Linked DNA regions of Homo sapiens: region 1 is linked to region 2. Evidence: chromatin loops called from intact Hi-C (ENCODE). Cell type or tissue: psoas muscle. All regions are shown on one strand. Each heading gives the region's core, and the rest is flanking DNA. Links, peaks and the distances in the headings are about the cores only.

Region 1 (2,500 bases), core at 1-2,500, 74 kb after region 2:
AGTCTCTTTTGCTCCATGGGTATATGGTTCCACCAAACTCTGAGGGAACAAGGTTATGCCCTGATGGCCAACAGTCAGGTTTATTCATCTAAAGTGCTATCTTTACAGGCCAATGTTCATTTGCAGGGAGCTCAGGCAGGAGTCTGAATCTCCATTATTTTGAAATTTTAAGAATAAAAATACTGGCCAGTTGCAGTGGCTCATGCCTGTAATCCCAGCACTTTGGGATGCTGAGGAGGGTGTCAGGAGTTCAAGATCAGCCTGGCCAATATGGTGAAACCCCATCTCTACTAAAAATACAAAAATTAGCCAGGCATGGTGGCAGGTGCCTATAGTCCCAGCTACTCGGGAGGCTGAGGCAGGAGAATCACTTGAACCCAGGAGGCAGAGGCTGCAGTGAGCTGAGATCACACCACTGCACTCCAGCCTGGGCAACAGAACAAGACTCCATCTCAAAAAAAAAAAAAAAAAAGAGTAAAAATACTACATTAAAAGGTAACACAATTTTCAATTTAGCAAAATCATGGGCTTATAGCATATGCTGCTGTAGTATTTTTGTTTTCACTTTTATTATTTTAAAATTAGCATTTTTAATTTAAAAGTAATATATGGTGTTGTTGGCTTTTAATACAGGTTAATGTAATTCTGTTGTATAAACTACAGGTAGTTATTGGCAATGAAACTTCATTCAGTTATTAATTTGCATCATATAAAAACAATTTTCATATCTGACTAGGGTTTTATTAGCCCTAACAGGGAATAAATACAATCTTCCTTTAGAGTCTATTTGTTATCATAGTTCCAAATCAAACAGGTGCATTAAATTAAAGTCACTTATAAGAGGTGCTTAATCCTCATAGGGAAATTTCACAAGGAATCAGTTATCTAAAATAAGACAATTTATAAACAAAATTGTCAGAGAAGAAATCAAGCCAATGTTAGACATAGGACTGAAACAAAGCTATGTAGATTACATTCTTCATGGAATACTGCCACCACGTGGCTACGTCATTTCTTTTTAAATTATACTTAACATCTTTGACTGTAAAAGCGATAATTAAAGTACAGAAAAATTTTCAACAGGAGAAATTAAAAGGAGAAAAAAAGAACCATCCCTAATCCCATCCTTTTAATCCACCTGCTATTAGTGCTTTATGGTATTTGCAAGTATTTTAACATACAAAAGCATTAGCAAACACAGAATCTCACACACACACACACACACACACACACACACACACACACACACAGCCTTTATGACTGGAAACTGTTTTTTATATCAGTTCTGTCATCAGTGCATTGCCTAATTTGCTAAAAAAAAAAAAAACCTCATGATATCTTACTGTATTTGGTGTTTGTGGTGTTACGTCCATAATGAGACAGTTCCATCCTTGCAACAGAATATTAACTTATGCCTATTAATCTCACAGGACATACTTGAATATACTAAAAAAAATCCAAATTATCTTTAATTTGGGAAGAATTTTTATATAACTTGTACACACTGGCACCAAACTTTAGTCTTACAAGAAGACAATGTGCCTGTGGGAATTTAGAGTGATCTCAAACGAGAAATATGGTTTCTTATTGTTGGACAAAATTTAAAGCATAACAACTATATTTTTTGGCCTACCAAAACACCAGGCTAGTTTAATCAAATCCACTCAAAAGGACCTGGTTTTAGCAATAACGTATTCCATCTGTATTTTAAGGATGATGCCAAATCATCACCTCAGCTCTTCTTTCTACATCAACCGTACTAGTCTGTTTTCACACTGCTATGAAGACATAATCAAAACCGGATTTTTTTTTTTAAGACAGAATCTCCCTCTGTTGCCCAGGCTGGAGTGCAGTGGCATGATCCTGGCTCACTGCAACTTCTGCCTCCTGGGTTCTAGCAATTCTCCTGTCTCAACCTCCCAAGTAGCTGGGATTACAGGAGCATGCCACCACGCGTGGCTTTTTTTTTTTTTTTTTTTTTTTTGGAATTTTTAGTAGAGACAGGATTTCACCATATTGGTCAGACTGGTCTCGAACTCCTGACCTCAGGTGATCCACCTGCTTCAGCCTCCCAAAATGCTGGGATTACAGGTGTGAGGCACCGCACCTGGACAAAACTGGGAAATTTATAAAGAAGAGAATTTTAATTGACTCACAGTTCCACATGTCTGGGGAGGCCTCAGGAAACTTATAATCATGGTGATCGGGGAAACAGGCATGTCTTACATGACAACAGGCCAGATAAGTGCCAAGCAAAGGGGGAAAAGCCCCTTATAAAACCATCATATCTCATGAGAACTTACTATCACAAGAACAGCATGACTGCAACTGCCCCCACCATTCAATTACCTCCCGCGACTCATGGGGATTATGGGAACTACAATTCAAGATGAGATTTGGGTGGAGACACAGCCAAACCATATCATCAACCATGGGGCAAAGTGTGTTTTGTCATCCTTTTAAAGTGACCATTTAATGAGTATTAATTATGTCACAGGTA
Region 2 (11,937 bases), core at 4,025-6,524:
GTCCAAGCACTGTTTACATGAGCCAAATTTAACACACACACTTGTTTTCCTTTTTGTGCAGCTGACGAGGCTGCCTGGAATTTTCTCTAATTTCATTGGTAAGCATTTGCTGTCCTATGGTTCCTCTTTAATTTCACCCAAGTACAGGAACTTTCTTTTCTTGCTCAAATTCAGGAGACTTCCGAATTTTTGTTCCTTTTTTTTTTTTTTTAAATTCAATGTGTTTTCTCCTTTCCCTCTTTATGGCTTTTTTTTTTTCTTAACTTCCTTTATTCTTTTCTCTCTTCTTTTCCTATTTTTTCTGGAATGTTGTTTCTGTCAATTCTGTTTGTCTTTATTTCCATTTTAGATACATCCCATTTGACATAATAGACTCCTGAAATGTTGTGCGTAAACAAATCAGAGTTGAAATGAATTTATCCCACCCCAACCCCTCAATCATCTGTACTGAGAACTATTTTATCCTATAGATTGAACAAGCATTTCTCCAATATAACAGTAAAAAGAAAGAAAGAAACAAGATACGAATGGAGTCTTGGAGAAACAAGACACTTTCAAATAAACTACATGACCTCTTTTCTTTCTTTGAATAGCTCCCATAAGCCTAAAACTTTCATGGCAAGTGTTCAATAAAGCTTCGGAAACTCCAGCCTTCTCTGATTCACTCTCTGTATCCTGCTAGGCCTATCGATAAAATAAGCTGTCTTCTATTGGGAAGGATGATGTGCTGGAAAGAGGCCCCGGGCACCATCCTTGGTTCCTCCATTTCTGCCTCTGTCACCATGGCAGGTAACTTCATACTTCAAAGCCTCCTTTCCTTATTTTAAAAATAGCAATTGACCTTTATTGAGAAAACTAAACCTCTTTCACTAACTTTTCTTCCTTAGTGTATTGGAAAGGTTTTTTCTTTGACATCCTCAATCTGGAAGTCTCTGTTTGTGGACAATGGCAGGAGGTTTATCTTTGGATCTTGGGTATTGCAAAGTCCTGGCCAAGTTTTGCTTCACCTTGTAAGCAACCACTGAGTATTTTCATAAAGTACTACAAGGCATTAACATATTAAGATAATTGCATTGTTTTGAGAATTTTCTAAGAATTTCACAATTATCTTAAGATAATTGGAGGCACACTTGGGAGGGGAATTAAAAAACTAAGGGTAGTGATCACCATGCCACAATGTTTCCCCAGGTTTCTCATATAAATTAAGAATTCAGCTGAAGTCTCTACACTAACAACCCTCCATCTCAGTATCTCCTGATATTTTACTTAATGTGTTGCTTTTCCTGCATATCATTGCAAAATAGAGGTTAATTAAGATTCTAATTTTAACAATCTTTTGTAGGCATTTACTTAGTAGTTTATCACTGTGCAAAGCATATAATTTAGTTGTTAATATTTGGTCAAATACATAAAGTAATGATTAGTATCCTATTCTACAGATAGAAAAATCTGTAAGTTGACCAAGATAACCCAGAAAAACCACACATAAATCCAGAATTGGATTCGAATTACATTCTATGCTTCCCTTCTCCATGAGCACCTGAGAAATAAAAATCCAAGCTTGATGCTCTGTTAGTCTAACTGCTTTCCCTCTTCTATCGGTTTAAATTCTGCAGGAACAGGCTTACCCCTCTCATTTATTCTCAGCATGCCTCAGGGCTCCCATGTTAAACCCACAAAGCTACTACCTCCAAGAGGCATTGAACCATGTTTACGCTCATCACCTCAGTCCAAGCTCCCAGAAGAGCCTCCTGAGCAACTGTAGTAGTAATGAAAAGAGCAGTGGATCCGCCCAGGACACCTAAGTCTTGGCTCGGATAATTCCAGCTATATGGCCTGTGACAAATCACTTGACCACTCAGCCTAAGTTCCTTCATCTGTAAAAAGGGAATACAAACAGCACCTACTGGACGGACGTGGTGACTCACACCTGTAATCCTAGCACTTTGGGAGGCTGAGGCGGGCAGATCACGAGGTCAAGAGATCGAGACCATCCTAACCAACATGGTGAAACTCCGTCTGTACTAAAAATACAAAAATTAGCTGGGCATACTGGTGTGCGCCTGTAATCCCAGCTATTTGGGAGGCTGAGGCAGGAGAATCACCTGAACCCGGGAGGCAGAGGTTGCAGTGAGCCAAGATCGCACCACTGCACTCCAGCCTGGCGACAGCAAGACTCCGTCTCAAAAACAAAAAACAAACAAACAAAAAACCAGCACCTATCTCACAGGATTGTTGGGAGGGTTAAATGACAAGCTGTTAGCAGAGTACCTGGTATATAGCAAGAGCTCAATCAATGTTACCTGCTATTATTATAAGAAAAAAGGCAGTATTACTTCTTTTCAGTGACACTACGAGAATTAAGTTAGATGGCCTTGCTTTTGACTCCTCTCTTTGCCCATTCATCTGATTTAACACTGAAAGACTGATTTGATTAAAACTAGATTCCATACCTCCTAACTTCATGCCACCTATCATTTAAGACATATTAAGTATTCTCAAAATTTTCCCAAACAATTTTGACTTCGTAGGTCATGAACTGGGCCTTACATTTCTTTATATTCACTAAGTCTAAGTCCAGCAAATGCACTGACCATAATGTACATGTTCAATACTTATTTGGAAAACAAAAACAAAAACAAACCACTGTTACACTAGCGAAGAACACTAGAAACTTCCAAGGGCAAAGGAAATTGTATAAGACTTCCTTTGGGATTTGGCTTTTTTTTTTTTTTTTTTTTTTTTTGAGATGAAGTTTCATTCTTGTCGCCCAGGCTGGAGTGCAGTGGCGTGATCTCTGCTCACTGCAACCTCTGCCTCCCGGGTTCAATCGATTCTCCTGTCTCAACCTCCCGAGTAGCTGGGATTACCATGCCACATGGTGTGTGCCACCATGCCCCGCTAATTTTTGTGTTTTCAGTAGAGACAGGGTTTCGCCATGTTGGTCAGGCTAGTCTCAAACTCCTGACCTCAGGTGATCCCCCCACCTCGGCCTCCCAAAGTGCTGGGATTACAGGTATGAGACACCGTGTCCCGCCATTCTGCACAAATTTATTTGTAGGAGTTGACAGCAGTGCTGTGAGCGTAATTACAAAGATGACAAATAATTTGGTAGAGAACAAAGCAGGTGCAGCAATACAAAAATAAGTCCACAACTGAGAAATGATGCCCAATACCTACTGTACTTGGCGGATTCTTCTACCTTAAAAATTACATGTGTGCTTTCGAATTTTTTTTCACACTAAAACTCATTCTAATACAGAAAAGATTCCGTTTGTCAAAGTTTGGGAATTTATCAGCCTATGTAATGAACATGACATTCAAGAGGCATGACATATGGAAAAGAGCATATTGCAAACTTTTCTGGAGGCTGTTGTGCCTAACAGATAGTGTAATGTATTGAGGATTTCACATTAAAATAGGGAAGGAAAGTGTTAGCTCTTAGCCACTAAGGTCCTTTTAGTTATGTGTTGGACAGAGAAATAGGGCACTGTACCATTCCTATTAATGGAAAATGAGAATCCAACGTTTGTTTGTTCAAGTGGAGGTGGTTATAAGGTTCTGAGCCAGAGAGGTGGAAACAGAAGGAACACAGTTTTGAGCCAGAAACCTGTAACTCTCTAACTGTGTGAAACATGTAAGTTTCCACATCTGTAAAATGGGAATACTAATAACAATTTCACCATGTTTTTAAGGAATTAGATAATATATATCCAAAAACCAAATACATAGTAGGTGCTCAACAAAGATGTTCATCTACACAGAGCACACACATAGCAGATTATAACAATTATCTAGAGTTTTAAAAATGGGGAAAAAAGGACTAATTTAGCTTTATTCTTTATATATATATGTGTATGTGTGTGTGTGTATATATATATATATGTATATGTATGTATGTATTTATTTTTAAGACAGAGTCTCGCTCTGTTGCCCAGGTTGGAGTGCAGTGGCCCCATCTTGGCTCACTGTAACCTCTGTCTCCCGGGTTCAAGCAATTCTCCTGCCTCAGTCTCCCGAGTAGCTGGGATTACAGGTGTGCGTCATCATGCCCAGCTAATTTTCGTATTTTTAATAGAGACAGGGTTTCACCATGTTGGCCAGGCTGGTCTTGAACTCCTGACCTCAAGTGATCTGCCCACCTTGGCCTCCCAAAATGCTGGGATTACAGGCGTGAGCCACCGTGCCGGGACCCTGTTCTTAGACAAGGTCTATTTGTATGCTTTTAGGTTACTATTTGTAAGACCTGGATCTAATGGTACAGATACATAATCCCGTACAATGCTGACACTGATATTTAGTGTGTCCTAGGGAGATGAGGAGGGCCTCATAGTTCACAAAGGAAGGGGCATTTCACAGAAGAGAAAACTGAGGCTGGCCAATTTGCTTGCACCAGAGCATCTTGCTAGTAACTGGCCAGGCAGGGACTCGGGGTCAGTCCAGAGGCCACAGGAAAGACTGCTGAGACAAGGTTAGTTCACCCTCATCCGGGACTACGGAAGGCCCCCCCCAATATCTTACTCACATTTGATACATTTTCAAGCAACGGGAGCCACGTCTGTGGGCCTGAACCAAGGCTGGACCCTCAGGGGTGCCCTCTGCCCTTTTCCAGTCGCCGTCCCCTCCCTTCCGTTTGAGCCCACCACTCTGTGCCCCGGCCCAGAGAGTACCTTGGAGGCTCAGTCCGCGCGCTCCCTCCCCTCCATCCAGCCAAACCACCACCCAGTACCTCCAAGTGAACATCTGTGCCCAGGGCGTTAGGACTGTGATGAAGAGAAGCCATTTCGGATCGTATTGGAAGACTTTAAAAATATATATATACATATATATATATAAAGAGAGAAGCCGTCGCCGAAGCCCCCTCGGGAGACGCGAGACACGGAATCCCGGGCACGCAGACACCCCGCTGGTCCGGGATCCTGGGGCTCTCTCTGTCCCCGACCCCGAGTCACTGGTCACTCACCACGTGTCGCCTGCCAGCGGGCGCGGTCCCGGGCCTGCGGGGACCGGGTGGCCCCGGTGCTCTGGGCCGCACGTGTCGCGCTCTCCGCGCTCTCTGCCGGCGCTCGGGCGTTCCCGGTGCCAGCGCCCGCCCTCCCGCCTCCGCCTCCCGCCTCTGCGCCACCAACTCCGGGGTGGGCGCGGGGAGCTGGCGGCGAGTGAGGATCGGGCCGGGGCGGGGGTCGGGGCTGGGCGGTGGCCGCAGGGCGGAGAGGACTCGCTTCTCAGTTCAGCTCTGGAAGCGCAGCCGGGCGGGCGCCCGTGGTTTCCACCCCGCGGGTCGAAGCGGGCTCGGGTGGGATTCTGCCACCTGTGGGCTCTGCTGTGTCGCCTTGAGCAAGATAATTCTCTCTCCACCGTCAGTTTCCCCTCATATAAAATGCGGATAATAAAGCCTGTCTCATAAGACGGAGCAAGGGTTGACCGAGGTGAGGTGCGTTTATGCACCAAGATATGATAGGCGCGATAAAATCGTGTGCTCAGCGTTCACAGCCATAGAGACGTGGCACTTTGTTGACAGCCATCAGGGAACTTTCCTCGCAGATGTCCTTTCTCTGTGCTCTGCACCGCCCAGCTCTTACCACACCTGAGCGCCGAGGCCTCCCAAGTGGGCTGTGCACAAGACCGCCCACTGGAGTGCGGGCAGAACATACTGGAACTTCCATTTGTATTTGCTGTCTAAAAAATGAGAAAAAAGTTAAACTTGAACAGATGGCGTGTCACCACTCCCGTATAGGTCCCGTGTTATAAGTGGTGTTCTCAGGCAAGAGGGAAAACTGCCCAGAGTACAGAGGGGTCGGCAGCTCTGCATAATATTCATGACATAATATTTATGACAATATTACTTAGAAAAAAACTGTATTTAAACCTGTAAAGACAGACTCTCACTCTGTTACCCAGGCTGGTCTCAAACTTCTGGCCTCAAGCAATCCTCCCGCCTTGGCTTCCCAAAGTGCAGGGAATACAGGCCTGAGCCTCTGCACCCGTCAGCTTAGATTTCTTTAAATCTAAGACTTCCTTAATTATAAGATATACCATTATTTATGCGCTAGTAAGAAATAAAAAGAACTGCCAGGTAAACAATAACAATGCTTTCTCAACATTTAGAATCTTTTAAACTAAAATTTTATTTAGTTTAGAGATTTTATTTAGATATCTCTAAATAAAATTTAGATTTTAAACATATGTATATTATCTATCGAATTTTTTTTTAAGTCCCCCCCCCTCCCCCACCCCGTTGTCTCTGGAGTTTTCTTCTAGTCCACTGAGCCCAGTACAGGTTTGCTGAGCCCGCAGAAGTGGACAACTGCATACCACGCTTCTGGGCATTACCTTAAAACCGCTCTCAATGTTTGAGATGTTAAATATGAAAAATGTACATCTTGGAATCAACAATGTACAGTAGATTGTCTTTATGGGATTGTGACATACTGTAGTTTACATGCTTTAGTAATTTATCTACATGAATAATTTTACTAAAATCTTTTAAATCGTAGAATCTAGAATCTTAATATTACTTTGTAATGAGATGATACATAATTGTAGAAATCATTTGTAACAAAGATTTTAAAAGTTGTCTTAAAGTGAGTTATTTTCTTTATTTTTACAAAAAAACCCCAAATATCCTAAATTTGCTGATCTTTTCTGTATTGATATATGGCTCTCAGTACATGTTATCTAATAGATCTTTTTGAAGAACAAAAAACCCCAGAGGTTTATTTGTTGTTTCTTCAAGGTAATTTTCACACCAAGTGATACGTTGTTATGAAGAGACGATTTGAAAACAAATATTTCGAAGTGTTCCCATTATTGTGTGTTTTTCTTACTGAAGATTTTATGATTGTCATCACAGAAAATGCTTTTAAAAACTCGGAAACAATTTGCTATTTTGTTTCAATCTTTTAATTGAGCAGTTCAGTGGATTTTAAATCCATTTGTTAAAAAATATAAAAATGCAGCAGCTTCTCATTACTTTAAAAACTGATTGATATCAAGAATAAGATTATGATAGCCAAATGTTATAACAATCTTGCATAATTCATGGATTTTTCAACACTTTTTAGTGAGAAGGAAGGCTTTTAGTTTTGTTAATAAATCAATAATTTCAAAAATGCATTTTACTCTATCTCATTTAAAAATTTAATTTATATATTTGTGTGTGCATATGTGTGTGTGTGTATATACACACATATAAATATACATATGTTTTTCTGTTTTTTTTTTTTTGAAACAGCGTCTCACTCTGTTGCCCCGGCTAGAGTACAGTGGCACAATTTCAGCTCACTGCAACCTCCACCTCCCGGGTTCAAGTGATTCTCCTGCCTCAGCCTCCTGAGTAGCTGGGACTACAGGCACGCGCCACCATGCCCGGCTAATTTTTGTATTTATAGTAGAGATGGGGTTTCACCATATTGGCCAGGCTGGTCTCAAACTCCTGACCTCGTGATCTGCCCACCTCAGCCTCCCAAAGTGCTGGGATTACAGGCGTGAGCCACCGCGCCCGGCATACATATGTTTTTCAAGGAAATAAAAAAACAACCAAACATATGTTGGGGATGTTTCTCAAAAATGCTTTTTTTTTTTTTCTGAAGGAGTATACCATCTAAAATGTTGAAAGACCACTGCTCTATTAACTTCTAATGGCAGCATCTTACAAAATTGCAGAAGTCAGACACAAAATGGTGTCTCAAATGCATCTAAGGCATATTCTTTGAGGGAACAGATGAGAGCTGTTGAGGAAAGAACTTGAATCTGGTTGTTAAGCAAGCACAACAAATTATGAGAATACAGTAAGATGCAGGTAGCAATGATAATCTTCTTTATTCTCTTCTTTTCCCTAGATGCAAGAAAAAAAAAGTCAGAAGATGACAACTCTTACATAAGTATTATTTGAGAAATTATCATGCTCTAGGTCCATCAGTATATTGTTTAACTTAGACTTACATTATCAAGTGAAGACTTGCACTGATTGCCATTGATAACAGTGGTTCTCTTATCCTGCATGCTCCCTGGATTATAAACTCTATGCACGCAAGGATCCCTCATCTTCAGCATCTGGCACACTGAGTGGTACAGGGCAGGTAGTCAATAAGTATTTACTGAGTTGAACTGACTTGTTCTGGAGAGATCCCATTCTTTTTGGCCAGTTCAACGGGATTGTAGGTGTTGTTCAATCTTCACACTTTTCGACAGTTAAAAATTAGTTGGAAAATTAAATATAATTTTTCTTAGCAAGTCGGTAACCTTTCTGTATGAAATCACCATCTGTAGAGGCCTTTCTATTTCCCCACTTCTTTTTTCTGCCTTCTCCTCCTATTAATATCTGGGAGTTTCACTAATACAGGCATGGCTTTTGTCAGTGGTTGCCTGTCTAGTTAGAGAAAAAAACAAAAACAAAAATAACAATGAAAACAAAAATAACAACAAAGACAAACTTGCTTCTGTGCTTTCTAAAGAATAAACCCTAGATGGTAGACGATGCCTGATGAAGCAAGAGCCTAATATACAACCCAAAATGTCAACTGTGATTGTTAATGTAATCATTTTTAAGTCTATGGGTATGATATGGTCTTCTGTGTAGCTGTTAGGTAAATGAATGTACTTGTAAATCAAAAGCTCAATTAAGTGGATAACCACAGTGACAGTGACAAAGTCTTTTCTAGGAAATACTAGTTCAGTTTCCATTTCTGGTATAGTTCCATTACTTTAAATGTCTAATTTGGTTCATTGCTGATACCAAACACCCTGAAAATACGTAATCACACTATTCTATGAATAACTGAGATGTGCTTTTCCTAAAGTGTCACTTGTCAGGATAAATACTAGGAGGTGGTTGCTAACATAGTCATTTAGGGCATCAAATGAATGCTGGCACTCGTTAAACTTGGTAAGACGGTTTTAACATCATTTTAAACTTTTACTTATAATGAGAAAACTCAGAATCTAAGATTAACTGTTCAACCTTAACTGCTTCATTTTGTAAAAGTTTCATTTCTAAAAGTTATTACTTTGTTAGTTTTACTCATCTCTCCAAAGTATTAAACTTATAGGACAGCAACATAACTCCTGAATATATTTGTAGTGTTATGTATTGAAAAAGTTTATATAAAATTAAAATAGTGCAATACCAGATTCTCAGATTATGAATAATCTCCATAATTCTTAAAATGTAGACTTATACCTTCTCCACAACTGACATTTAACAAGCACAAACATTGTTTATAGAGGAACAAACTGGCCAGGCTCAGTGGCTCATACATATAATCTCAGCATTTTGGGAGGCTGAAGCAGGTGGATCACCTGAGGTCAGGAGTTCAAGACCAGCCTGGCCAAAATGGAGAAATCCCATCTCTGTTGAACATACAAAACTTAGCCAGGCATGGTGGCACTCACCTGTAATCCCAGCTACTCAGGAGGCTGAGGCAGGAGAATGGCTTGAACCCGGGAGTCAGAGGTTGCAGTGAGCCAAGATGGCACCATTGCACTCCAGCCTGGGCAACAGAGCAAGACTCTGTCCAAAAAAAAAAAAAAAAAAGATGAACAAACCACATGGAAATTGCCATGTCTTGGAGAGCAGCAGTGCGTTTTTGAGAGGTCTTTAGATTGCTGGATGCCTTGTTAAATGAACATAAAGGTTAAAGAGTAAAGTGAGACATGAGGTAAATTTAAAGCTGTGATAGCTGCAGGGTCCTACACAACATAAACTTTATTCACAAACTGGCTCTGCTATTCTTAGCAGCTAAATCTAAACATATGTTACAGGATTCACAGATTCCATCATGTCATGGCTGGTTACCTGATCATCAGAGCCAGAACTTTTGGTGGTGCAAAACTTTGGCAAGTTCTTATAAAAAGGAGAGTGATTTGCATAAAAGGCAAATTTCTCACAAACATTCCCACATAAAACCACACATATGTTCCTCATTTTTGTTGTCGTTGTTGTTTGTTTGTTTTTGGTTTGTTGTAGAGTACATCAACAGAAGCCCTATGAGAAGTACTCTGAAATGTGGATGTATAATCATTAAGATTCTTTTCTACATTCCACTCTTCTGGCTTCAAATGTCCTTTTTTTCCATGCTTCTCATACATAGAAAATACTCTGATTTCCCAAATGAGACAACCCAAAGTCCTGTCCAGTCATGGCATCCAGCTGAGATCCAAGCTCTCTGAAAAATGAGCAGTGGTGGCTACCTAGTGAGATATGCCTCCTCTGGGTCCACAGCCTATAAACAAACAAGTAAAAAACCCAGGTTACCTGCACCTCCCACCTCGCCCTGCCCCGCTCCAAGGATATAAAATGGTGGAACAGGGACAATGAATGCTCAGCTTAGGAAACAGAGAAGCATGTGACACACCAGAAGTCACTGGTCCAAAGTACCACTGTCTTCAGTGGTGAATGCATTAGTTTTTTTATTTTGGCCTGTAGGACCTCTGCTAAAGAGGCAGGAAGAATCTCAATTAAGTATCCTTTTCTACAAATCAAACACTGCAGAGTAGTATCAAATGTTAATAATATTTCCTTTCCCCTCCAGTCTCTCCTTCCCAAATAATAGTTTTACGAGAATCTTTCCACATTTTTCTTCATGCCTTTATAGACGTATAAAAGCGTTTTAGGTTTTTCTTTTATATTTAAGCCATACAGAAAATATATTCTAGGTTTAAACAAATTGAGCTATTCTATTTCCCTATCTGTCCATCCATCTATCTTTCGTTTTCCTTTTACCACATGACACAAACTTCATTCCATAATGCACGTAGTAGCGCTCTCATTTTTTTTCTTTTTTCCTCTCTCTCTTTTTTTTTTTTTTTTTTTTTTTTTAGACAGAGTCTCACTCTGTTGCCCAGGCTGGAGTGCAGTGGCACGATCTCAGCTCACTGCAGCCTCCGCCTCCTGGGTTCAAATGATTCTCCTGCCTCAGCTCTCAAGTAGCTGGGACTACAGGCATGTGCCACCACACCCTGCTAATTTTTGTATTTTGTATTTTTAGTAGAGCCTCGGCCTCCCAAAAGTGCTGGGATTACAGGCATGAGCCACCGTGCCTGGCCTCATTTTTTTTTTCAATAGCTACAAGTATTCCATACCATGCATGTACTAAGATTTAGTCAACCATTCTCTTATTTACAGGTCTTCAGGTTTCTAATTCCCACCTGCCCCCTTGTCTCCCCCAAAATGCAGCATATTCACCAAAATAAAAATATTCTTACACATATACTTGTACAAATATATGGTGCTTTTATTTGTGGGTAACATAATCTCACATGTAGCTTGTTGAATCAAAGGATATGAGCTTTTTCTCTTTAATGGATTATGCCACATTACTATCCAAATTATAGTAATTCATACTTCCACTAGCATGCCACATTATCACTAATAGTGAATGCTATAAATCTTCTGTAATTATCAATCTATCAATCTAACATGTAAAAAATGATATTTCATTGCCTTACACTGTGTATCTTTGACTGCAAACATCTTCTCATATGTCTGATAGTTTAAAAATATGTATTATTATTCATCTATCACAGTCTACCTTCAAATAGTAGGCCAGTTTATGTATAATACAAAAACTTTACAACAGTATGCTTCTATCCTTATATCTTTTGTACTATTTGATTGTACATTTTACTTTCATTTATGTTTTAAGCCCCATGATACATTATTACTATTTTTGCTTTACTTAGTTATCTTTTAAAAAATTAAAAAATATAAAACCCAAAATTTTCTATATTTCCTCATATATTTACAATTGCAAGTGCTATTTATTCCTTTGTATAGATCAAAGTTTCCAGCCGGTATCATTTCCCTTCAGCCTAAAGAACTTATTTTAATATTTCCTATAGGACAGGTCTGCTCTTGACAAACTTTCTTAGCTTTTGTGTTCTTAAAAATTGTTTTATTTTGCCTTCATTTTTGAAGAATTTTTTTTACTGTATGTA

The links. A loop is a pair of places that touch in the nucleus more often than their neighbours do. Peaks named below come from ENCODE experiments on the same cell type or tissue, not always from the same donor. Only the 100,000 strongest peaks of a DNase experiment are listed, where the experiment ranks them.
Region 1: a loop joins it to region 2, with 2.0 times the contacts of the local background. A loop is called at or near these places in 3 of 110 quality-filtered maps.

What each region holds. Positions count from the first base shown.
Region 1 is chr1:67,232,680-67,235,179 of GRCh38, reverse strand. All of the region lies in intron 7 of IL23R (interleukin 23 receptor), which reads right to left. Among named protein-coding and RNA genes, the nearest start is that of IL23R, 67 kb to the right of the region's middle. In psoas muscle, for the core only: a CTCF peak has its summit at 996 (motif pointing left); no DNase peak of the experiment used is centred there.
Region 2 is chr1:67,300,994-67,312,930 of GRCh38, reverse strand. IL12RB2 (interleukin 12 receptor subunit beta 2) reads right to left here and starts at 5,058. Exons shown (of 17, transcript NM_001374259.2): 1 at 4,964-5,058. RefSeq lists a silencer at 5,006-5,195 and enhancers at 5,656-5,705, 5,736-5,835. In psoas muscle, for the core only: no CTCF peak of the experiment used is centred there; a DNase peak (open chromatin) is centred at 5,000; H3K4me3 peaks cover 1,876 bases; H3K27ac peaks cover 1,074 bases.